Regions from separate parts of the Homo sapiens genome. Here region 2 is linked to region 1. Evidence: read pairs that join two places in POLR2A ChIA-PET (ENCODE). Cell type or tissue: Panc1. All regions are shown on one strand. Links, peaks and the distances in the headings refer to the core of each region. The heading gives the core; the rest is flanking DNA.

The links. Peaks named below come from ENCODE experiments on the same cell type or tissue, not always from the same donor. Only the 100,000 strongest peaks of a DNase experiment are listed, where the experiment ranks them.
Region 2: POLR2A ChIA-PET joins it to region 1 with 10 read pairs; 2 of 35 experiments call an interaction of 5 or more read pairs at or near these places.

Annotation. Positions count from the first base shown.
Region 1 is chr19:38,502,384-38,511,095 of GRCh38, reverse strand. RYR1 (ryanodine receptor 1) reads right to left here. Exons shown (of 106, transcript NM_000540.3): 48 at 8,369-8,589; 49 at 8,126-8,216; 50 at 6,736-6,876; 51 at 6,185-6,348; 52 at 6,015-6,093; 53 at 5,698-5,787; 54 at 5,150-5,290; 55 at 4,719-4,793; 56 at 4,550-4,625; 57 at 4,144-4,267; 58 at 3,269-3,384; 59 at 531-598; 60 at 315-436. Among named protein-coding and RNA genes, the nearest start is that of RYR1, 73 kb to the right of the region's middle. RefSeq lists a silencer at 3,666-3,795 and an enhancer at 4,707-5,906. In Panc1, for the core only: no CTCF peak of the experiment used is centred there; a DNase peak (open chromatin) is centred at 3,965; H3K4me3 peaks cover 1,540 bases; H3K27ac peaks cover 563 bases; H3K27me3 peaks cover 309 bases.
Region 2 is chr19:38,747,204-38,763,079 of GRCh38, reverse strand. No RefSeq gene overlaps it. Among named protein-coding and RNA genes, the nearest start is that of CAPN12, 11 kb to the right of the region's middle. In Panc1, for the core only: no CTCF peak of the experiment used is centred there; no DNase peak of the experiment used is centred there.

The sequences.
Region 1 (8,712 bases), core at 713-8,712:
TCAAACTCCTGGCTTCAAGTGATCTTCCCACCTCAGCTTCCCAAAGTGTTGGAATTACAGGCATGAGCCACCACGCCCGGCCTTGAGTTGGCCTTCCTGGACAGGGTGATCGATTTGTCCCAAGTTGCCTGAGAGTCCCACATCCTGGGAAACCCTTCAGTCCCGGGTACACTAGGATGGCTGGTCACCCTTCAATCGCCTTTGCAGGAGACGGTCAGTACCCAACACCCAGCACCCAGGACAGAGCCTCCATGGGCAAAGGATTACAATCCTGTGAGGTCAGGGGGCTGGGTCCAGGGTCACAGGCGGCCCACCTGGTGATCATTTCCTTCTCCTTGTTAGAGGCGTGGCCACCGCTGCCCAGCACTTTAGCCGGAGTGGACAAGAAATAGAGGCAGTGGTTGGTGAAGTACTGGTTGATCAAAGGGAGCAGGATCTGGAGACGGGTTGGGGGAGATAAAGGGTCCAATGAGGGGTGGGGAGAGCCTATGAGTCCCCAGCGCCCTCCAGCTTCTAAGCCCACCTCTCACCTTGGCAAAGAATTTAATCTCCTGTTCATGTGGGGACTTTTCCACTCGCCCACTGCTGACCACAGCCTCTGTAGGGAGGGCAAATAGGGTTCACAGTGGGTTCAAGGCTGGGGAACCCAGGGTGTTCTGATGGGAAGGATGCTGGGAGCAGAGTTGGGAAATGATGGGGGATAAAGTATTGGTATGAAGTCATTTGTGTTGGCTTTGAGATAAACCTTTCTCCTATCTTTCATCTGATTCCCCCAACTCCTTTTTTTTTTCTTGTCACCCAGACAGGAGTGCAATGGCACGATCTCGGCTCACTGCACTCTCTGCCTCCTGAGTTCAAGCGATTCTCCTGACTCAGCCTCCCAAGTAGCTGGGATTACAGACATGCTCCCACACACCAAGCTAATTTTTGTATTTTTAGTACAGCCAAGGTTTCACCATGTTGTCCAGGCTGGTCTCAAACTTCTGACCTCAGGTGATCCACCCGCCTCAACCTCCCAATGTGCTTTCCCCCAACTTCTTGATCAAATCCTTCTTGAAGCTGACAACTCCTTGATCAAACCCTTTCTGAAGCTGACAATGGGGAAAACAAACTGGAATGGGTTAAGGTCATGGAACATGCCCTTCCTCACCCACCATAAGTGCTTTTCATTCTAAACTTGAATACATGGCACTGAGTTAATCTGCAATAAATGAATGAATGAACCAAATGAAACAAGAAGTCAATGTAAACAAATTAGAGTTAATTTCAAAATGGAAATAAATTTCAAACAATAATAATGGTGACAGTCATAACTGATACTATTAAAATAATAATACTGGGCCGGGCGCAGTGGCTCACGCCTGTAATCCCAGCACTTTGGGAAGCCGAGGCGGGTGGATCACGAGGTCAGGAGATCGAGACCATCCTGGCCAACATGGTGAAACCCCATCTCTACTAAAAATACAAACACAAAAAATTAACCGGGCATGGTGGCAGGCGCCTGTAGTCCCAGCTACTCGGGAGGCTGAGGCAGGAGAATGGCGTGAATCTGGAGGCGGAGCCTGCAGTGAGCTGAGATCGCGCCACTGCAGTCCAACCTGGGTGACAGAGCAAGACTCCGTCTCAAAAAAAAAAAAAAAAAAAATAATAATAATAATAATAATACTGGCTCCAATTATTAAACACTTGCTATGTCCTTGGCACTGTGAGACATGTCATCCTCACACAGTCTCCTTACAACTTGGAGGTCTGTGCAGTTGGTTCCCAACCCCCATTTTTCAGATGAGGAAACTCAGGTGAAGTAACTAACCCCAGGTCACCCAGTAAGTAACAGAACCATGGCTAGTTATGGTGAACATATGCCCATATCACAGGTGAGGAAACTGAGGTCTAGAGAGGGAAGGGAATTGTCAGGGGGATGTGCAGCACTGAAGCTCAGCAGGCAGGCTTTGAGGTGAGACGTGACAGCGAATCCTGCTCTGCCACTCACCTGGAGGGAATTTGGGGGTTCCTGAGGGTAGCTCTCAAGGGGAATGCTGGGGGGGGTCTCTAAGGGAAACTGGAGGGGATTGTAGGGCCTAGCTGTAATTCTTAGTGGCCTGTAAGAGGCACTGGGGGGCACCCCAGCAGCCTCAGCCTTCAAAATAGATCCAGAAATCTGCCCAGTTCTCACCCTTTTCGGCTCCTGTCCCCACCCCAGTCAAGCCAGAGGGACCCTGTGAACACCAGAATTATGGATCACGTCCCTCCTCGGCTCAGCCCCCAACCCCCAACTCCATCTCATTCCAGGTAAGGTCAAAGTCCTCATCACAGCTTGCAAAGCCCTGCATGATCTGCCCCAGTCACCTCTGTGACCTCGTTTATCTCACCGTCCCCCTCGATGACTCTGCTTCAGCTACAGGGCATCCTGACACTCACACCAGGGACCTCTCAGGGCCTTTGCACTCGCTGTTCCTTTGCCTGCAAGGAACAGATGCCCCCAGAGGTCCACACAGCTCCTCTCTGACCTCCTTCATGGCTTGCCTCAGATATCACATTCTCATCAAAGTCTTTCTGGAACACCCTATTTAAAATTACAACTGGCAAGCCGGGTGCGGTGGCTCACGCCTTTAATCCCAGCACTTTGGGAGGCCGAGGCGGCAGATCACGAGGTCGAGAGATCGAGACCATCCTGGCCAACATGGTGAAACCCCGTCTCTACTAAAAAATACAAAAAATTAGCTGGGTGTGGCGGCGCCCGTGCCTGTGGTCCCAGCTACTCAGGAGGCTGAGGCAGGAGAATCGCTTGAAACCAGAAAGCAGAGGTTGCAGTGAGCCGAGACCGTGCCACTGCACTCCAGCCTGGGCAGCAAGATCGAAACTCTGTCTCAAAAATAAATAAATAAATAAAATAAAAAATAAAAATAAAATAAAATGAAATAAAATAAAATTACAACTGGCTCCACACTCCCAATCCCCTCTACCTGGCTCTATTGTTTTCTTCTTCCCATAACACTGATCACCTTCTAACACTAAACGATTTAGTTATTTATGATGCTAATTGCCTGAATCCAACATAGGAGTAGTTGCAGGAGAGCAGGGGTCATTTGTCATCTTCACTGCTGTACCCCAGCATCTAGAACAGTGTCTGGCACATAGTAGAAGCTCAATAAACATCAGATAAGGGGAGGACGGATTGAGTGCATGAACAGGTGTCCTAGGTGAGTCTGGTCTGCAGAACTGGTGTCTGCAGGTGGGGCGGGCATAAGCGGGGGGTATTTCTCCGTACCCAGGTGGGCAATGAACTCCTGAGAAATGTCCATCCAGCGCAGCAGCTGCTGCAGGAAGCCAAAGGCAAACCGCTTTTCAATGGAAGACGAGTCCAGTTCCATGTCCTTAAGGCCTCTGCATGGAGATGTGGAGAGAAGGATCAGCCCAGACGCCGGCCCTACAGTTTCCCACCCTTCTCAGGTCCGCCTCTGCTCCTGCTGGCCCCGTCTCTATCAGCTTTGGCTTCACCCCAGGTTGGGGCTCCACTCTGAGTCCCCCATGCCCCACCCCACTTAGCCTTCTCCCCTCTCTGGCCCCACCTCTGTTCCCCAGGGCCGGCCCCTCTCAGCCTCCTCCCCTTTGGCCCCACCTCTGTTCCCCGGGCCCTGCCCTTCTCAGCCCTTCTCTCCTCTTTGGTCCCGCCTCCACTCACCAGTCCCCGCCCCTCTGTACCTCCCCACCCCTCTCTGGCCCCGCCTGTGCTCCCCAGCCCCCGCCCCTCTCAGCCTCTTCCTCTTTGGCCCTACCTCTGTTCCCCGGGCCCCACCCTTTTCAGCCTTCTCTCCTCTTTGGTCCCGCCTCCAATCACCGGTCCCCGCCCCTCTCAGTCTCCTCCACTCTCTGGCCCCGCCTCTGCTCCCTGGGCCCCGCCCTTCTCTTCCTCCTCTCCTCTCTGGTCCCGCCTGTGCTTAAGCCCCGCCCATTTCGAACTCCTCCCCATCTGGCCCCGCCTCTGTGTCCAGGCCCCACTCCCTTAGCTCCTCCCCTCTGGTTCCATCTTTGCTCCTCAGGCCCCGTTCCTCTCGGCTCCACCCCTCTCTGGCCCCGCCCCTTCCAGCCTTTGCCGGGTGTGTTCTGCCTGCTGCTCTTCCGCGGGAGCCCCAACCCGCGTGCCTTGTAACCGCGTAGCCATTCATCTGCAGGAATTTCAGTAGCTCCTGGGCCTTCTCTCGATCTCGTGCCTTCTCCTTGGCCGTGAGCGTGTCGTAGGGGACCAGCAGGGGGTGGGTCCCACCGCCTGGGGAGGCAAAGACCAGAAATCAGGGCTCTGGGGAAGACCCGGGCCACTCTCACTGAAGTGGTTCCTGCAGTGCCCGGCATGCGTAATTATGGTGATAAAGAAGATACGAATAACGGAAACATTGCTTGCTGGTGCTCATCTCATTACCCCATGGTGGTAAACGCTGTTATTATTCCCATCTACAGATGGAGAAACCGAGTTTCAGGGGCATGAAGGCAATCAGCAAAACCACACGGTGAATCCACGGGGGTAGCGTGGGGGCGGCATGGGCGCCCTCACCTTTGGCTTCCAGCTCCTGCTTCTTCTTCCGTCCCCACGTGTTGTGGTAATTTTCTGCCAGTTGTTCTGCCATGGCCTGGGAGTGGATGCAGAGTCAAGGGCTAGATTCAGAGGATGCCAGCCCCCCCAAAGACACCCTATGTCCCCCCAAAAGGATCAGGGCTCTCACCTGCAGCTCCCGGGACAGGGTAACAGCACTAAGGTCGGGGGGCTGAGGGTTGTAGCCTTCTCGAGGATCATAGGTCTGAGAGGACAAGGGGAAGATGGGAGGTGGGCTGATGGGCTAGCAGGAAGCCCAGGCCAGCCCCTCCCCAGGCCCCACTAGTCCATTCTACCCCCTCCACCCTCCCCTGGCTCAAGACCCCTTGTCCTTTCCTTAAGGCCCTGTCTCTAAACCACCCCATCCTTCTCTCCTCTGCCCTTTGCAGTTCTTCAGACCCCTGCCCTCTCCTTTCCCAGATCTCAGGTTTCTGCACCCCTCTTGCCCCACCTACCTCCCTGGGCCCCTCTCCTCTCCATCCCTTCCCTGTCTGGCCATGCCCCTTGTTCTAGACCCTCCCCCCATCGTGCCCCTGCCCTCCACCCAGGCCCCGCCTTCACCTGGGCACTTTGTGATATCTTCCGCGTTTTTTTCTTTTCCGTCTTCTCCTCCTCACCCTCCCTGGCCTTCTCTATCGTCCATTCCCAGGCAATCATGGCCTTCAGGGACTCCTTGATGGGCCAGCGGTAAATCTCTTTGTCCTGGGGTGGACAGGAGGGTGGGGAGTTGGTGGAATGGGATGAGAGAGGGGTGGAGGAAGGACCCCAAAGGAGAAAACCCTGACCATGTGGCTAGGCAATGGTCCAGTCTGGATTCCAACTCAAGTCTCTTACCTGCTCTGTAACAGAGCCTCCCAAACCCAATCTCCTTATCCCATTAGACACTTGAGTCTCCGAGAAGTCTTACTACAGCCAAGGAATCAAACCCACTCTCTCGGAGTCTCTACCCACTCTACCAAGTTTGAGAGAAGGCAAAGTCCATGAATGGGGAGACCTAACCCACAGATCCACCTAGATGCAAACATGTGAAATTGCCTCACTCCTCCCCGAATCCTCAAATTTGGGGGTTTCATTTTGACCCTCAATGCTGGGCCCCAAGGCCTGGTCACCTTCTCTGAAAAGGTCTTGTAGGGCCTCAGCATGGGGTGGGTCTTCAGCTCCTCGTCTATGTTCTCTCCATAGGACCAGTTGTTCTGGATCTAGAGATGGAGGGGAGGCAGGGTGAGGGGGAGGCAGCAGTTGGGGACACACGGGGCGACCCTGGAGGAGCCGAGGACAGAGAATCCTGGGGGGGTCCCAGAACAAGCTAAGGGTCTTAGGGAAGGCTGGGGGGTCTCAGGGAGATCTGGGGCCTCAGGGAAGAACCAGGTCGGGGGGAAAGCTGGGGTCTTGAGGGTTTCTTGGATAGGAGGACCCTGAGGCCAACCTTGTCGAAGGCCCACTTCTCGTGTGTGTACTCCGCAAACTTGTTAATGAAGGAGTCCAGCTTCTCCGGGATGATCACACTGTTGGGGGCACAGGGTCAGCAGATGTTGGAGCTGGGGTTCCCTCCACCCCTGAAATCTTCCTCTCTGTCTCCCAGCCCCCAGGCCTCACTTGAGGGTCTCCACAGGCCGGGGATCAAAGTTGCCTTCAGCATCCACTGTGGCCTTTTTCTCTGCCTTAGATGAGTATGAGGCATCCACATAGTCGGGGGGCAGAGCCCCGGCAATGGCGCACAGACAAGGCATGGCCATGCGGTACAGCTCCGGGTCGTATTTCTGGGAAAACCGGGTGAAGCAGGGGTAGGAGGTCGCTATAAGCCTTACTGACCCCCAGGACCTCAAACTCACACACTGCAATCATCAGCCCTCCTCCCTGAACCCCAAACCTGAATTATGGTCCCTCTCCTTGAAACCCAAATGTCAGTCCCAATTGTATGCTCAAATCATCCCCATATTGCCCTCTCCAAGCTCCCAAACTAGAGGTCCACCCCCTCTTTCATAACCTCCAAATCGAAGCCTCAACCCATAGATCCTCCTAGATCCAAACTTGCAGAACCTTCTCCTCCTTGAACCCCCCAAAATTGAGGGATTTCACTCTGGACCCCCAATTTTGGGCCCCAAACCCTCCACATAGGCCATTTTGGGGCTCCCTGCTGCCCAGACCTTATGGGCCAGAGAGTCAAAGATGCCCCAGAAGAGTTTCCGTGTGAGGTGCAGCTCCTCCTCTGAGGTGACCCCGAAGTTGGCCCAGCCCGTGGGTAGGCAGTAGTACTTCCAACAGCGCTCATAGTGGTTGGTGAGGAGCTGGGTGGGAACAAGAGGGGGACACACAAATGAGGGGGGCACCAGCGAATGGCAGGCAGACGAAGGCCCAGAGAGACACAGGCATGCCAGTGCTTTTAAATTATGAAGGAGGTGTGGGTTATGCAAATGATATGCTAATAAGGGAAGAAATGGTATGTTTATTGAGGAGTGGTCCTAGACAGCTTAGTATGCAAATTTAGCATTCTTAATTTAGAGTTAAAATGGGCATTAAACTAGAGCTGGTTGTGTCTGGTATTGCTTTACACAAATAAGCGTGCTAATATTAATCCATGGGTATGTAGTGAGTAAATGGGCATATGGATGCAGCAATCTGTGCTTATGTAAATTAACATACCAAGTAGAAACAAAGGCTGCACCCCATGCAAATATATGGTAATTGGGAAGAGGGCCTCCACTATCCAAAATGCAAATTTTTTTTTTTTTTTTGAGGTGGAGTCTCACTCTCTTGACCAGGCTGGAGTGCAGTGGCACGATCTCGGCTCACTGCAACCTCCGCCTCCCAGGTTCAAGAAATTCTCCAGCCTCAGCCTCCAGAGTAGCTGGGATTACAGGCGTGCTCCACTATGCCTGGCTTATTTTTGTAGTTTTAGTAGAGATGGGGTTTCGCCATGTTGGCCAGGCTGGTCTCGAACTCCTGACCTCAAGTGATCTGCCCACCTCGGCCTCCCAAAGTGCTGGGATTACAGGCGTGAGCCACCGCGCCTGGCTAAAATGCAAATTTGAAATAGGAGCTGATTTCGATGTATTATGCAAAATAGTCAAAATATCTGAGTTGGGGGTATCTCTTTATGCAAATTAGCATGCAAATGAAAAAATAAGAGAGACAGTGTGCAAATATTCAGAATAGCTGTGATAATGTTTATTCAAATAAATGCACTCATTTGAATAGTGGAAGTCTGGTGGTCCAGGCATGCAAATAAACATGCTAATTAGGGAAAGTGGTGTGCTCCATGCAAATATATGCTAATTGAAGCGGGGGCTGGCTCACTGTTAAGCAAATTAAATGCTAATTAGGGAACGCTAGAGGCATCAATGAAGCAAAGTGAATGTTCTGGGAATCCTAGTATGCAAATAAGGATGCTAAGAGATTTCTACGGGGACGCTGCCCTAACTAGTGCAGGTTTATTGGGCTGGGCAGTGCCGACACAAATGAGCCCCGCAGTAGGAGGGAAGAGCAAACCAGTGGGTGCGGCCTGGAAATGAGATGCTAAAGAGCGCTTGCCCTCACCTTGAGTGGCATCTTGGCGAACTCGTTGAGGATGGGCACGTCGAACACCAGGCGGCGCAACAGGTGCTGCAGCATCGACGGGCGGATGTACCTGCGGGACAATGCACAAGATGTAGAATCCCCCGTCCAGGCCCGCTCTGCTGCCCCTGCCCCTGCTCCTCCCCCTGCCCCTGCCCCTGCCCCTGCCCCTGCCCCTGCCCCTGCCCCTGCCCCTGCCCCACCCTGAAGCCTGCCCCGCTCCACCTGCAGAGCGACATGAGGCAGTCCTCGATGACGTCACGCTGCGCCTTGGTGAGCGAACGACCCCGAGACAGGCGGTACACGGTATGCAGCATAGAGTCCACCATGATGGCGCGGTGTTCTGTGCCCGCAAAGAGCGGCGCACACTTGGTGATGAGCGGCAGCACGGCCAGGCACAGGTAGCGGTTCAGCGCCAGCGCCATCTCGGTGGTGCTGAAAGTGGCCTAGGGCGCAGGGTGAGGACATCAGGCCCGCTGCACACCCCTGGGGCTGCTCTGGCACCTGTCTTGAGCGACTGTGGCCAAAGGATCCAAGCTTCTGATGACTCCCCCAAAACCTGCTCCTCC
Region 2 (15,876 bases), core at 3,967-11,966, 250 kb before region 1:
ATCACAGTTCACTGTGGTTTCAACCTCCTGGGCTCACCCTCCTAAGTAGCTGGGACTACAGGCACATGCCACCACACCCAGTTAATTTCTGTATTTTTTGGAGAGACATGGTCTCGCCATGTTGCCCAGGCTGGTCTGGAATTCCTGGGCTCAAGCCATCCACCCACCTTGACCTCCCAAAGTGAATAGTGAGTCTTAAAGTCACATTATATGCCTTGCAACTTTGTTCTCCTTTCTCAAAATTGTTTTGTTTATTCTATGTCATTTTCATTTTTCAATACATTTCAATGGATACTTGTACAAAAATTGTATCTGTGTTTCTATTTTGTTCTTGAGTCAGTTTTGGTAATTTGTGTCTCTCTAGGGATTTGTTCATTTCATTTAAATTGCCTAATTAGTTGACCTAAATCTGTTCATAATATTCCCCTGTGATTTTTTAAAATTTGTGTACCATGTTAGTGTTTTTCCCTCCTTCATTCTTGCTTTTGGTAATTGAGGGCTTCTGTCTTTTTTATTTTTCTTACTCTTTTGTTGAACTTTTTAATGAGCTAACTGATTTCATTGAAAACCAGTATACTAGTTTGTTTGTTTGTTTGTTTGTTTTTGAGACAGAGTTTCACTCTGTCGCCAAAGGCTGGAGTGCAGTGGTGTGATCTCGGCTCACATCAACCTCCACCTCCGGATTCAAGCGATTCTCCTGCCTCAGCCTCCTGAGTAGCTGGGATTACAGGTGCCCACCACCATGCCCCACCAATTTTTGTATTTTTAGTAGGGACGGGGTTTCACCATGTTGGCCAGGCTGGTCTTGAATTCTTGATCTCAGGTGATCCACCTGCCTCGGCCTTCCAAAGTGCTGGGATTACAGGTGGGAACCACTGCACCCGGCCCAGTTTTGCTGATCTTTTCTTTTTTTGAGACAAGAGTCTCACTCTGTCACCCAGGCTGGAGTACAGTGGCATGATCTCGACTCACTGCAACCTCGGCCTCTTGGGTTCAAGTGATTCTCCTGTCTCAGCCTCCAGCTGGGATTACAGGTGTGTGCCACCATGCCCAGTTAATTTTTGTATTGTTAGTAGAGACAGGGTTTCTCCATGTCGACCGGGCTGGTCTCGAACGCCTGACCTCAAGTGATCTACCCACCTTGGCCTCTCAAACTGCTGGGATTACAGGTGTGAGCCACCACACCTGGCCTGTTAATCTTTTCAATACCGGTTTTGTTGATGTTTTCAATGAGCCAATTTCAGTTTCATTGCTTTTTCTCTATTGTTTTTATATTTCTGTTTCATTGCTGTCCATTTAGATCTTTATTACTTCCTTCTTACTATTTTCTTTGAGTTTGATTTACTCTTCTTTTTCTAGCTTTGGAGGTGGAAGCCTAAATTATTGATTTTAGGCCTTCTTTCCATTCTAATGTGTTGGGGTTTTTAAAATTTTCACCAGGCTGACTCAACACTAATATGTTTTTTAAGCTATAAGTTTCCCGCTAATTACTACATTGCCAGCATCCTGTACATTTTTATTTCCTGTGTTTTTGTTTTTATTCAGCTCAAGGTATTTTCTAAATTCATTTTTGATTTTTTTTTTTTTTTTTTTTAGATGGAGTCTCACTCTGTCACCCAGGCTGGAGTACAGTGGCGTGATCTCAGCTCACCACAACCTCCACCTCCCAGGTTCAAGCAATCCTCCTGCCTCAGCCTATCAAGTAGCTGGGACTACAGGCATGAGCCACCACGCCCAGCTAATGTTTGTATTTTTTAGTAGAGACACGGTTTCACCGTGTTGGCCAGGCTGGTCTCGAACTCCTGATCTAAGGTGATCCACTGGCCTTGGCCTCCCTTGGCTGGGATTATAGGCATGAGCCACCACACCTAGCCAGATTCCTTCTTTGACACATAGGTCATCTACAAGTATGTTGTTTAGTTTTCTTATATTTAGAGATTTTCTAAATTTCATTTTATTGTTGGCTTTTAGCTTAGTTCCATTATAGTTAGAAGTAATACTTTTTAAATTATTTTTTATTTTTACTATTATTATTTTCTAATAGAGATGGGGGTCTCATTATGTTGCCCAGGATGGCCTCAAACTCCTGGGCTCACGAGATCCACCTGTCTTATCTCACATAATAATTTCTTTCCCTCCCACCCTCCCTCCCTCCCTCCCTCCCTCCCTCCCTTCCTTCCTTCTTTCTTTCTTTCTTCTTCTTCTTTTTTTTTTGAGATGGAGTCTCTCTCATCCAGGCTGGAGTGCACTGATGCAATCAGCTCACTGCAACCTCTGCCTCCTGGGTTCAAGTGATTCTCCTGCCTCAGCCTCCAAGTAGTTGGGACTAAAGGCAGGTGCCACCACACCTGGCTAATTTTTGTATTTTCAGTAGAGATGGGGTTTTGCCATGTTAACTGGGCTGGTCTGAAACTCCAGACCTCAGGTGGTCCACCTGCCTAAGCCTCCTAACATGCTAGGATTACAGGCGTGAGCCACTGTGCCCGGCCCAATCCTATGTCTCTCTCTTTTTTTGTGTGTGTTTTTTTTTTTAGATGGAGTCTCTCTCTATTGCCCAGGCTGGTGTGCAGTGGTGTGATCTCAGCTCACTGCAACCTGGTTCAAGTGATTCTCCTGCCTCAGCCTCCCGAGTAGCTGGGACTACAGGTGCCTGCCACCACACCCAGCTAATTTGTATTTTTAGTAGAGTTGGGGATTCACCATATTGGCCAGGCTGGTCTCAAACTCCTGATCTTGTGATCTGCCCGTCTTGGCCTCCCAAAGTATTGGGATTACAGGTGTGAGCCACTGCATAGCTGGCCTCTCCTTATCTTAAAAAAAAAAAAAAAAAGAGGAGATTGAGGCAAGGCGAAGTTTTAAATTTTTAAATAATAATAACAATAATAATTATTATTATTATTATTTTGAGACAAGATCTCGATCTGTTGCCCAGGTTGGAGAACAGTGGTGCAATCTCGGCTCACTGCAACCCCCGCTTCCCGTCCTCAAGCCATCCTCCCACCTCAGCCTCCTGAGTAGCTGGGAATACAGTCGCACACCACCATGCCCAGCTAATTTTTGTATCTTTTCTAGAGACAGAGTTTCACCATATTGCCCAGGCCGATCTCAAACTCCTGGACTCTAGGGGTCTGCCTGGGTCAGCCTCCCAAAGTGCTTGGATTACAGGTGTGAGCCACCATGCCCAGCCAAGGGGAAGTTTTCAAAGGCAAAATGAGGAGGATTACATAAAGTGTTTTGAATCAATTATCCTTGGCTACGAGACTTGAAACAAGGGTGGCATCAGTCCAAGGTTGGACAGGCAGTTACTGGACAAAAGTACTTTCTGTGTAACGTTGCAGTGGACTTTGTGCGAGGTTGTGGTTTTTGGAGAGTCTTCCGCAATCGTTCCTATCAGGCATTTGTGCATGAGCACGCTCCTTTCATGACCTTCCCGGTTCCTTTTTTTTTTTTTTTTTGAGACGGAGTTTCACTCTTGTGGTCCAGGCGCTGGAGTGCAATGGTGCGATCTTTGCCTCTTGGATTCAAGTGATTCTCCTGCCTCAGCCTCCTGAGTATCTGGGATTATAGGTGCCCACCACCAGTCCCGGCTAATTTTTTGCATTTTTAATAGAGACAGGGTTTCACCATGTTGGCCAGGCTGGTCTCCAACTCCAGACCTCAGGTGATCCACCCACCTCGGCCTCCCAAAGTGCTGGGATTACAGGTGTGAGCCACCACACCTGGCCCAGTCTCTGGTTTTCTATATGGTCATCTATACGGTCTTAAGTTCTAAGAAATGCATGGTTAGGCAATTTCGTCAGGGTGTGAACATCATAGAGTGACTTATGCAAACGTAGATGGTACAGCCTACCCCACACCTAGGCTATATAAAGTAACCTACAGCTCATAGGCTACAAGCATGCACAGCATTTAACTGTACTGAACACAGTGGGCAATTGTAACACAATGGTAAGTATTTGTGTATATAAACATATCTGAACATAAAAAAGGTACAGTAAAACTATGGTATAAAAGATGGAAAATGGGCCAGGAGCAGTAGTTCATGCCTGTAATCCTAGCACTTTGGGAAGCTGAGGTGGGCAGATCACTTGAGGTCAGGAGTTCGAAACCAGCCTGGCCAACATGGTGAAACCTCGTCTCTGCTAAAAATACAAAGAAGTTTAGGCCAGGCACGGTGGCTCACGCATGTAATCCCAGCACTTTGGGAGCTGAGGTGGGCGGATCACGAGGTCAGGAGTTTGAGACCAGCAGGACCAGCATGGTGAAACCCCATCTCTACTAAAAACACAAAAATTAGCCAGGCATGGTGGCACGTGCCTGTAATCCCAGCTGCTTGGGAGGCTGAGGCAGGAGAATCGCTTGAACCCGGGAGGCGGGGGTTGCAGTGAGCCAAGATCATGCCACTGCACTCCAACCTGGACAACAGATAGAGACTCTGGCTGAAAAAAAAAAAAAATACAAAGAAGTTAGCCAGGTGTGGTGGTGCACGCCTGTAATCCCAGCTATTTGGGAGGTTGAGGCAGGAGGATCACTTGAACCTGGGAGATGGAGGTTGCAGTGAGCGGAGATCATGCCACTGCACTCCAGCCTGGGTGAGAGAGTGAGACTCCATCTCAGAAAAATAAATAAAAGATGACAAATGGTACGCCTGTATGGGACACTTACCAGGAATGGAGCTTGCAGGACCGGAAGTTGCTCCAGGTGTGAGTGAGTGAGTGGTGAGTGAATGTGAAGGCTAGGACAGCACTGTACACTCCTGTAGACTTTATAAGCACTGTACTCTTAGGCTACCCTAAATTTAAAAAAATAAAGTAATTGTGCTACAGCATTGTGATGGCTGCAGCATCACTAGGTGATAGGAGTCCGGCTTCGTTGTAATTTTATGGGACATTGTCGCATGTGCAGTCCATCACTGACTGAAACGTGGTGATGCAGCACCCGACTGTGTATGTCACCTAGTCAGGGATACAGGCCAGGTGTGGTGGCTCACGCCTGGAATCCCAGCATTTTGGGAGGCCGAGGTGGGATGATTGCTAGAGGCCAGGAGTTTGAGACCAGCCTGGGCAACATAGTGAGACCCTGTCTCTACAAAAAAAAAAAAAAATCAAAAATTATCCAGGTGTGGTGGTGTATACCTGTGGTCCCAGCTACTAGGGAGGATGAGGCAGGGGGATTGCTTGAGACTGGGAGTCTGAGGTTACAATGGGTTATGATCATGCCACTGCACTCCAACCTGAGTGACAGAGCAAGATCATGTCTCTAAAAAAATACAGTGCTATATAACTGGGTTTTTTTTTTTTTTTTTTTTTGAGATGGAGTCTCAGTCTGCCACCCAGGCTGGAGTGCAGTGGCGCGATCTTGGCTCACTGCAACCTCTGCTTCCTGGGTTAAAGTGATTCTCCTGCCTCAGCCTCCCAAGTAGCTGGGATTACAGGCACCCGCCACCATGCCCGGCTAATTTTTGTATTTTTAGTAGAGATGGGGTTTCCATGTTGGCCAGGCTGGTCTTGAACTGACCTCAGGTGATCCCCCCCACCTCAGCCTCCCAAGGTGCTGGGATTACAGGCGTGAGCCACTGTGCCTCGCGTTTTTTTGTTGTTGTTGTTTTTGAGACAGAGTCTCGCTCTGGAGCGCAATGGCATGATCTCAGCTCACTGCAACCTCCACCTTTCAGGTTCAAGCCATTCTGCTGTCTCAGCCTCCTGAGTAGCTGGGACTAAACGCGTGCACCATCACACCCAGCTAATTTTTTGTATTTTATTTATTTATTTTTATTTATTTGAGATGGAGTCTTGCTCTGTCGCCCAGGCTGGAGTGCAATGGCGTGATCTTGGCTCACTGCAACCTCCACCACCTGGGTTCAAGCCATTCTCCTGCCTCAGCCTCCTGAGTACCTCGGACTACAGGCAGCCACCATCATGCCTGGTTAAGTTTGTATTTTTGTAGAGACAGGGTTTCACCATGTTGACCATGCTGGTCTCATATTCCTGACCTCACATGATCCACCGCCTCGGCCTCCCAAAGTGCTGGGATTACAGGCGTAAGCAACCATGCCCGGCCTTATAACCTTTCCTTTATTTATTTATTTATTTATTTATTTATTTATTTAGATGGAGTTTCGCTCTTGTAGCCCAGGCTGGAGTGCAATGGCATGATCTTGGCTCACCGCAACCTCTGCCTCCCAGGTTCAAGCGATTATCCTGCCTCAGTCTCCCGAGTGGCTGGGATTACAGGTGCCTGCCACCATTCCCAGCTAATTTTTATATTTTTAGTAGAGACAGGGTCTTGCCATGTTGGCCAGGCTGGTCTTTAACTCCTGACCTCGGATGATCCACTGTCCTTGGCCTCCCAAAGTGCTGGGATTACAGGCATGAGCCACTGTGCCTGGCATAACCTTTACTTTAAACAATTTTATATATATATATTTTTTACAATTTTATTTATTTGTCTGTCTATTTATTTTGAGACAGAGTCTTGCTCTGTCACACAGGCCAGAGTGCAGTGGCACAATCACAGCTCACTGCAGCTCCGACCTCCCAGGCTCCAGCAATACACCCACCTCAGCCTCCTGAACAGCTGGGACTGGACTATAGGTTTGCACCACCATGCCTGGCTAATTTTTGTATTTTGGGTAGAGATGGGGTTTCACCATGTTGCCCAGGCTGGTCTTGAATTCCTGAGCTCAAGCAATCCACCCACCTTGGCCTCAAAGTGCTGGGATTACAGGTTTGAGCCACCATACCCGGCCTTATATGGTTTTTTTCTTTTTTTTTTTTTTTTTTTGAGATGGAGTCTTGCTCTGTCGCCCAGCCTGGAGTGCAGTGGTGCAATCTCAGCTCACTGCAAGCTCCGCCTCCCAGGTTCACGCCATTCTCCTGCCTCAGCCTTCCGAGTAGCTGGGACTACAGGCACCCGCCACCACACCCGGCTAATTTTTTTTGTATTTTTAGTAGAGACGGGGTTTCACCACATTAGCCAGGATGGTCTCGATCTCTTGACCTCATGATCTGCCTGCCTCGGCCTCCCAAAGTGCTGGGATTATAGGCGTGGGCCACCGTGCCCAGCCTGACCTTATGTTTTAAAATAAATTAAAAGAAGAAAAGAAAAATACATTTCTGGGGCTCTTCATTTCTTCCTGTGGATTTGAGTTTCTGTCTACTGTCATTTTCAGTGTGAGGGGTTTCCTTGAGTATTCCCTGCGTTTAGGTATATGCTAGTCAGGAATTCTCTTTTTGTTTATCTGGGAATGATTTTCTTTTGCCTTTTGTTTTGAAGTATAGTTTTGTTGAATATAGAATTATCAGTTGACAGTTTTATTTTTCTTTCAGTGTTTTGAATAAATCATTCATCTGCCTTCTGGCCTCCATTGTTCCTAGGAGAATCTAGCCATTAATTCTATTGTTCCCCTGTACATAATGAGCTGTTTTTCACTTGCTCCTTTAAAATTTTCCATTTTCCTGGCACGGTGGCTCACGCCTGTAATCCCAGCACTTTGGGAGGCCAAGGAGGGTGGATCACGAGGTCAGGAGATCGAGAACATCCTGGCTAACACGGTGAAACCCCGTCTCTACTAAAAATACAGAAAATTAGCCAGGCGTGGTGGTGGGTGCCTGTAGTCCCAGCTACTCGGGAGGCTGAGGCAGGAGAATGGTGTGAACCCGGGAGATGGAGCTTATAGTGAGCCGAGATTGTGCCACTGCACTCCAGCCTGGGCGACAGAGTGAGACTCTGCCTCAAAAAAAAAAAAAAATGCCCTTTTTGAATTGTTTTCAGCAGTTTTACTTTCACTCGCGTCCGTGTGAAGAGACCACCAAACAGGCTTTGTGTAAGCAATAAAACTGTTTATTTCACCTGGGTGCAGGCGGGCTGAGTCTGAAAAGAGTCAGCGAAGGGAGATAAGGGCGGGGCTGTTTTTATAGGATTTGGGTAGATAAAGGAAAATTATAGTCAAAGGGGGGTTCTCTGGAGGGCAGAGTGGGGGTCACAAGATGCTCAGTAGGGGAGCTTTTGAACCAGGATGAGCCAGGAGAAGGAATTTGACAAGACAATGTCATCAGTTAAGGCAAGAACAGGCCATTTTCACTTCTTTTGTGGTGGAATGTCATCAGTTAAGGCAGGAACCGGCCATCTAGATGTGTACGTGCAGGTCACAGGGGATATGATGGCTTAGCTTGGGCTCAGAGGCCTGACATTCCTGTCTTCTTATATTAAGAAAAATAAAATGAAATAGTAGTAAAGTGTTGGGACAGTGAAAATTTTTGGGGGTGGTATGGAGAGATAATGGGTGATGTTTCTTAGGGCTGCTTCCAGCGGTATTAGGGGCGGCGTGGGAACTTAGAGTGGGAGAGATTAAGCTGAAGGAAGATTTTGTGGTAAAGGGTGATATTGTGGGGTTGTTAGAAGAAACATTTGTCGTGTAGAATGATTGGTGATGGCCTGGATACGGTTTTGTATGAATTGAAAAACTAAACGGAATAAGAGAAGGAGAAAAACAGGTATTAAAGGACTAAGAATTGGGAGGACCTAGGACATCTAATTAGAGAGTGCCTAAGGAGGTTCAGCATAGCCTTGCCAGCAAAGATTATTTATTTACTTCAAGAGTTAAGAGTGGCAGTTTGGGGATAGCACGAGGAGATATCAGCTGTGATGGCTTGGAGAAACTGTGTAAACTGGCAGTGTAAACAAGAGCAGGGCATGCATGAGTAGTTGAGAACGGTGAATAGGAGTATGACTAGACAGAAGATAGTAGGGATGACAAGTTATTTGGGGGCACAGTCTAAGTTGGTCTGGTGTCTGGAATGAGACTGGGGCCTAATAAAAAGGAGTGTCTATACAGGAACTTAAATGGGCTGTATCTTGTAGCATTCTGAGGACAGGCCTGAATTCTGAGAAGCGAAAGTGGTAAAAATATTGTCCAGTCCTTTTTAAGTTGGTGGCTGAGGTTGGTGAGGTGTGTTTTAGTCTGTCACTGAATACTAAGAGCCTGAAAAAATGCTTGGCTGATTTGACAAATAAAGGCTGGTCTGTTATCAGACTGTATAGAGGTGGGAAGGCTAAATTGAGGAATTACGTCTGACAGAAGGGAATGATAAGGCTAAACTGAAGAATTATGTCTGACAGAAGGGAAGAAATGACTGTGGTGGCCTTCTCAGACCCTGTAGGAAAGGACTCTACTTATCCAGTGAAAGTGTCTACCTAGACTAAGAGGTGTTTTAGTTATCTTACTCGGGGCATGTTGAGTAAAGCTAATTTGCCAGTCCTGGGTGGGGGCAAATCCTCGAGTTGATGTGTAGGGAAGGGAGGGGGCTTGAATAATCCATGAGGAGTAGTAGAATAGCAGATGGAACACTGAGAATTTATTTCTTTGAAGATAGATTTCCACAATGGAAAGGAAGTGAGAGGTTCTAAGAGGCAGGCTAGTGGCTTGTACTATAGCATAGCCTGCCTTTGCTGGTGTGTGGCGATTAGGCCTGGTGGAACTGCCATCAATAAATCAAGCGTGATCAGGGTGAGGAACAGGGAAGAAGGAAATGTGGGGAAATGGGATGAATGTCAGGTGGATCAGAGAGATGCCGTCATGGGGGTCAGGTGTGGTATCTGGAATAATGTGGGAGGCCGGATTGAAGTCCGGGCCAGGAACAATGGTCATTGTGGGACTTAACAAAGAGTGAGTACAGCTGAAGGAGCCAGGGAGCAGAAAGTATATGCGTCAGGTGTGAGGAAGAAAATAGATTTTGGAAATTATGAGAGCTGTAGAGAGTGAGTTGAGCATAGTTTGTGATTTTGAGGGCCTCTAAAAGTGTTAAAGCAGCGGCACGCGCTGCACGGAGACATGAGGGCTAGGCTAAAACAGTAAGGTCAAGTTGTTTGGGCAGAAAGGCTACAGGGTGCGGGCCTGGCTCTTGTGTAATAATTCTGACCGAACTAACCATGCCTAGGAAGGAAAGGAGTTGTTGTTTTGTAAGGGATCGAGGTTTGGGAGATTAATCGGACACAAGCAGCAGGGAGAGCACGTGTGTTTTTATGAGAATTATGCCAAGATAGGTAACAGATGAGGATGAAATTTGGGCTTGACTGAAGTAATGGGGTCTGTCTGTGAAGCCTTGAGGCAGTACAGCCCAGGTAATTTGCTGAGCCTGATTGGTGTCAGGGTCAGTCCAAGTGAAAGCAAAGAGAGGCTGGGATGACAGGTGCAAAGGAATAGGAAAGAAAGCATGTTTGAGGTCCAGAACAGAATAATGGATTGTGGAGGGAGGTACTGAGGATAGGAGAGTATATGGGTTTGGCACCACAGGGTGGATAGGCAAAACAATTTGGTTGATAAGGCGCAGATCCTGAATTAACCTGTAAGTCTTGTCTGGTTTTAGGACAGGTAAAATGGGGGAATTGTAAGGAGAGTTTATAGGCTTTAAAAGGCCATGCTGTAACAGGCGAGTGATAACAGGCTTTAATCCTTTCAAAGCATGCTGTGGGATGGGATATTGGCATTGAGCGGGGTAAGGGTGATTAGATTTTAATGAGATGGTAAGGGGTGCATGATTGGTCGCCAAGGAGGGAGTAGAGGTATCTTATACCTTTGGGTTAAGGTGGGGGGATACAAGAGGAGGATGCAAAGGAGGCTTTGGATTGGGAAGAAGGGCGGCAATGAGATGCAGCTGTAATCCAGGAATAGTCAGGGAAGCAGATAATTTGAAGTGTCTCGGCCTAATTAGGGAACTGGGCAGGTGGAGATAACTAAAAGGAGTGCATAAAAGAATATTGTCTAAGTTGGCACCAGAGTTGGGGAGTTTTAAGAGGTTTAGAAGCCTGGCTGTCAATACCCACTACAGTTATGGAGGCAAGGGAAACAGGCCTTTGAAAAGAAGGTAATGTGGAGTGGGTAGCCTCCGTATTGATTAAGAAGGGGACGGACTTACCTTCCACTGTGAGAGTTACTTAAAGCTTGGTGTCCGTGATGGTCTACGGGGCTTCCGAGGCAATCGGGCAGCATCAGTCTTCAGCTGCTAAGCCGAGAAGATCTGGGAAGGAGTCAGTCAGAGAGCCTTGGGCCAGAGTTCCAGGGGCTCTGGGAGTGGCTGCCAGGTGAGTTGGACAGTCCGATTTCCAGTGGGGTCCTGCACAGATGGGACACGGCTTAGGAGGAATCCTGGGCTGCGGGCATTCCTTGGCCTGGTGGCCAGATTTCTGGCACTTGTAGCAAGCTCCTGGGGGAGGCGGTTCTGGAGGAACGCCTGGCCACTGCGGTTTAGGCGTTTGGAGGTTCTTTTGTGCTGGAGATGTGGCTGAGGTTTGTCTCACAGTGGAGGCAAGGAATTGCAACTCAGAAATATGTTGCTACTTGGCTGCCTCTATTATTGTACACCTTGAAGGCGAGGTTAATTAAGTCCTGTTGTGGGGTTTGAGGGCCGGAATTTAATTTTTGGAGTTTTATTTAATGTCGGGAGCAGATTGGGTAATAAAATGTATATTGAGAATAAGACGGCCTTTTGACATTTTAGGGTCTAGGGCTGTAAAGTGTCTCAGGGTTGCTGCCGAACGAGCCATGAACTGGGCTGGATTTTTATATTTGATGAAAAAGAGCCTAAACACTATCTGATTTGGGATAAAGGAAAAGGAGCATTAACCTTGACTATGCCTTTAGCTCCAGCCACCTTTTTAAGAGTAAATTGCTGGGCAGGTGGGGAAGGGCTAGTCACGGAACGAAACTGTAAGGGGGACCGGGTGTGAGGAGGGGAGGCGATAAAAGGATTATAGGGTGGAGGAGCGGAGGCTGAGGAAGAATTGGGACCTAGCTCAGCCTAGCAAGGAGGGGAGAGGTCAGATAGGTCTGTAGAAAAGGAAGATTAGAAAGACTCAGTGACACTTGGGGTTGGGACTGAGGGGACAGGTGGGAGGGAAAGAAGGAAGATTTGGGACGAGTTGCATTGGGAACAGAGGCTAGGGAGAGCCTGATGTGTAAAAGAATGCCTGGATGTCAGGCACCTCACACCATTTGCCTATTTTATGATAAGAATTATTTAGATCTTGTAGGATGGAAAAATTGAAAGTGCTGTTTTCTGGCTATTTGGAACTACTGTCAAGTTTGTATGGGGGTCAAGCGGCGTTTCAGAAGAAAATTAGATGCTTAGATTTTACATCAGGTGAGAGTTGAAGAGGTTTTAAGATCTTAAGAACACAGGCTAAGGGAGAAGGAGGAATGGAAGGTGGAAGCTTGCCCATAGTGAAGGAGGCAAGCCCAGAGAAAAGAGAGTAGAGACATGGAGAAGGGGTGGGGGGGTTCTTGCCCTCCAGAAAAGCAGAGAAGGGGTTGGGGCACAGAGATAAGAGGTTGGGGTGCAGAAATAAGGGATGGGGCACAGAGATAAGAGGTCTGGGCATGGAAATAAGGGATCGGGGTGCAGAGATAAGAGGTCGGGGTTCCTGTCCCTCCTCCAGAAAAGCGGGACTTGCTACTAAGGGTGAAGGAGAAGGGGTTGAGGGGTTCTTGCCACTCAGAAAAGCAGAGAAGGGGTAGAGACACGGAGAGAAGGGGTTGGGGTACTTGCCCCTCCCCCAGAAAAGCGGGACTTGCCACTAACGGTGAAGGAGAAGGGGTTGAGGGGTTCTTCTTTTGTGGTGGAATGTCATCAGTTAAGGCAGGAACCGGCCATCTAGATGTGTATGTGCAAGTCACAAAAGATAATGATAGCTTAGCTTAAGCTCAAAGGCCTGACATTTACTACGATGAATCTAGATATGGCTCTCTTTGTATTTATACTTCTTGGAGTTTGTGTAAATTAACGTTTACACCAAGTTTGAAAAGTTTCCAGCCATTAATGCTTCAAAAATTTTTCTCCTTCCTCTCCTTTCCCCAGAGTCCTATTATACATATGTTTGTTTGCTTGATGTTATTCAGCTGGTCTCAGAGGCGCTTTTCTTTTTTCTTTTTTTTGAGATGGAGTCTCGCTCTGTTGCCCAGTCTGGAGTGCAGTGGCGCAATCTTGGCTCACTGCAAGCTCCGCCTCCTGGGTTCACACCATTCTCCTGCCTCAGTCTCCCCAGCAGCTGGGACTACAGGCACACGCCACCATGCCCAGCTAATTTTTGTATTTTTAGTAGAGATGGGGTTTCACTGTGTTAGCCAGGATTGTCTGGATCTCCTGACCTTGTGATCCGCCCACCTCAGCCTGCCAAAGTGCTGGGATTACAGGCGTGAGCCACCTCACCCAGCCTTTTTATTTTTGAGACAGAGTCTTGTTCTGTTGCCCAGGCTGGAGTGTAGTGGTGCGATCTCGGCTCACTGCAACCTCTGCCTCCTAAGTTCAAGTGATTCTCCTGTATCAGCCTCCCAAGTAGCTGGGACTACAGGTGCCTGCCACCATGCCCGGCTAATTTTTGTATTTTTAGTAGAAACGGGGTTTCACCATGTTAGCCAGGCTGGTCTCGAACTCCTGACCTCAGGTGATCTGCCCGCTTCGGCTTCCCAAAGTGCTGGGATTACAGACGTGAGCCACCGTGCTCGGCCTTTTATTTTTTAAATTGAGTCTTTGCAAATGTTTGATATATGCTTGAAAATCATGAGTGTATATAGATGTAATGAGTGTGCATATATATTAAATTCACTGTATTCTATTATTCAAAATATCACATTTTAAAAGACTTGATATTTGAAGAATAATGGTGGTTTCAAATTACCCATGACCACTACTGTGTTTCTGTGTATTTTTCCTTTTGTTTCTAATAGTGTAATAAATGATCACTTTTTTTTTTTTTTGAGATGGAGTCTCACACTGTCACCCAGGCTGGAGTGCAGTGTCTCACTGCAACCTCTGCCTCCCAGGTTCAAGTGATTCTCCTGCCTCAGCCTCGTGAGTAGCTGGGATTACAGGCACACACCACACCTGGCTTTTTGTATTTTTAGTGGAGCCAGGTTTCACCATGTTGGCCAGGCTAGTTTTGAACTCCTGACCTTGAGTAATCCGTCTGCCTGGGCCTCCCAAACTGCTGAGATTACAGGCGTGAGCCATCGCTCCCAGCCTTTTTTTTTTTTTTTTTAGACAGAGTCTTGTCCTGTCACCCAGGCTGGAGTGCACTGGCACAATCTGGGCTCACTGCAACCTCCACCTCCTGGGTTCAAGTGATTCTTGAGCCTTAGCCTCCCGAGTAGCTGAGATTACAGGCATGCACCACTATGCCCAGCTAATTTTTGTATTTTTAATAGAGACGGGGTTTCACCATGTCGGCCAGGCTGGTCTCAAACTGCCGACCTCAAGTGATCCACCTGCCTCAGCCTTCCAAAGTGCTGGGATTGCAGGCATGAGCCACTGCACCCATCCAATCACTTTTCATTCTGGATCATACACTTTATCAATAGAAAATAACTCCTTTTGTCCAAAGTAATGCTATCTGCTTTAAATCCGGTTTTCTCTAATATCAGATTTGCCCTGATTTTTGTGTATCTGCTTTTGACTGATAGCTATTTCTAATCCTTTTATTTTAAAACTTGGTGGTGTTATCTTTGGAAAGTGTTTTGAAAGCTAAACAGTTGAATTTTGTTTGTTGATGTTCCCAAGTACGTTTCACACATTTGCATAATGTTGTTATAACTGATATGCTTGGTTTTATTTAGGTCATTGTGTGATGCTTTTTGCTTTTATTTTCTATGATTCGCTGCATTTTCCTTTGCTTTTCGACCATTGCCAAATAGATTACATTTTCTTTTCCTTTCATTTTAAGCTACTTCAGTGGTTTGAAAGTTGTACATCTGGCCAGGTGCAGTGGGTCAGGCCTATAATCCTAGCACTTTGGGAAGCTGACATGGGAAGTTTGCTTGAGCTCAGGGATTCAAGACCAGCCCTGGCAACAAAGTGAGACTCCATTCCACCAAAAAGTCTAAAAATTTGCTGGGTATGGTGGCACAAGCCTGTGGTCCCAGCTACTCAGGAAGCTGAGGCAGGAGGATTGCTTGAGCCCGGGAGGTCAAGGCTGCAGTGAGCCAAGATTGTGCCACTGCACTCCAGCCTGGGCAACAGAGTCAGACCCTGTCTCAGAAACAAAACAAAACAATACAAAAAAAGAAACAGTAAGACATGGCGCGGTGGCTCCTGTCTGTAATCCCAGCACTTTTGGAGGCCAAGGCGGGTGGATCACCTGAAGTGAGGCTTTCAAGACCAGCCTGACCAATATGGTGAAACCCTGTCTCTACTAAAAATACAAAAATTAGCCAGCCGTGGTGGCACATGCCTGTAATTCTAGCTACTCGGGAGGCTGAGGCAGGAGAATCACTTGAACCTGGGAGGCGGAGGTTGTAGTGAGCCAAGATCACGCCACTGCACTCCAGCCTGGGTGACGAGGCGAGACTGTCCCAAAAAATAAACCAACAAACAAGTGAAAGAAACAGCAGCCCAGATCCAAGGAGACAGGTTGACTGTGGATGGCCGAGGCCGCCCACCTCGGCCTCCCAAAGTGCTGGGATTACAGGCGTGACCCACCACGCCCAGCCAGAAAGCTCGTTTTGTAACCCACTTTTGGTAGCCATGTACGTAGGCAGCTTGGACAATATCTGTGGGTCCACTTGGAGGGAAGGAGGCCAGAAGGCTTGAGGGACATCTGAGTGGCATGGAGGTGACAAGGCTCTGGGAGGGCAGCAGACACTCTTGAACGCCAAGGCATGGTCAATGCCTCGTGCAGTGAGCAGCGACTCTGTGTCAGGCACTTCTCTGAACTCATCCCACGTACGAACTCATTCGCTTCCCACAGCAACCCTCCGAGGTACGCCCTATCATCATCCGCATTGCAGAGATGAGGAAACTGAAGCACAGAGAAGTTAAGTGATGTGCCCAAAGACACACAGGTGTAGGTGGCAGAGCTGGGATTGGACCCCAGGTGCTGTGGCTC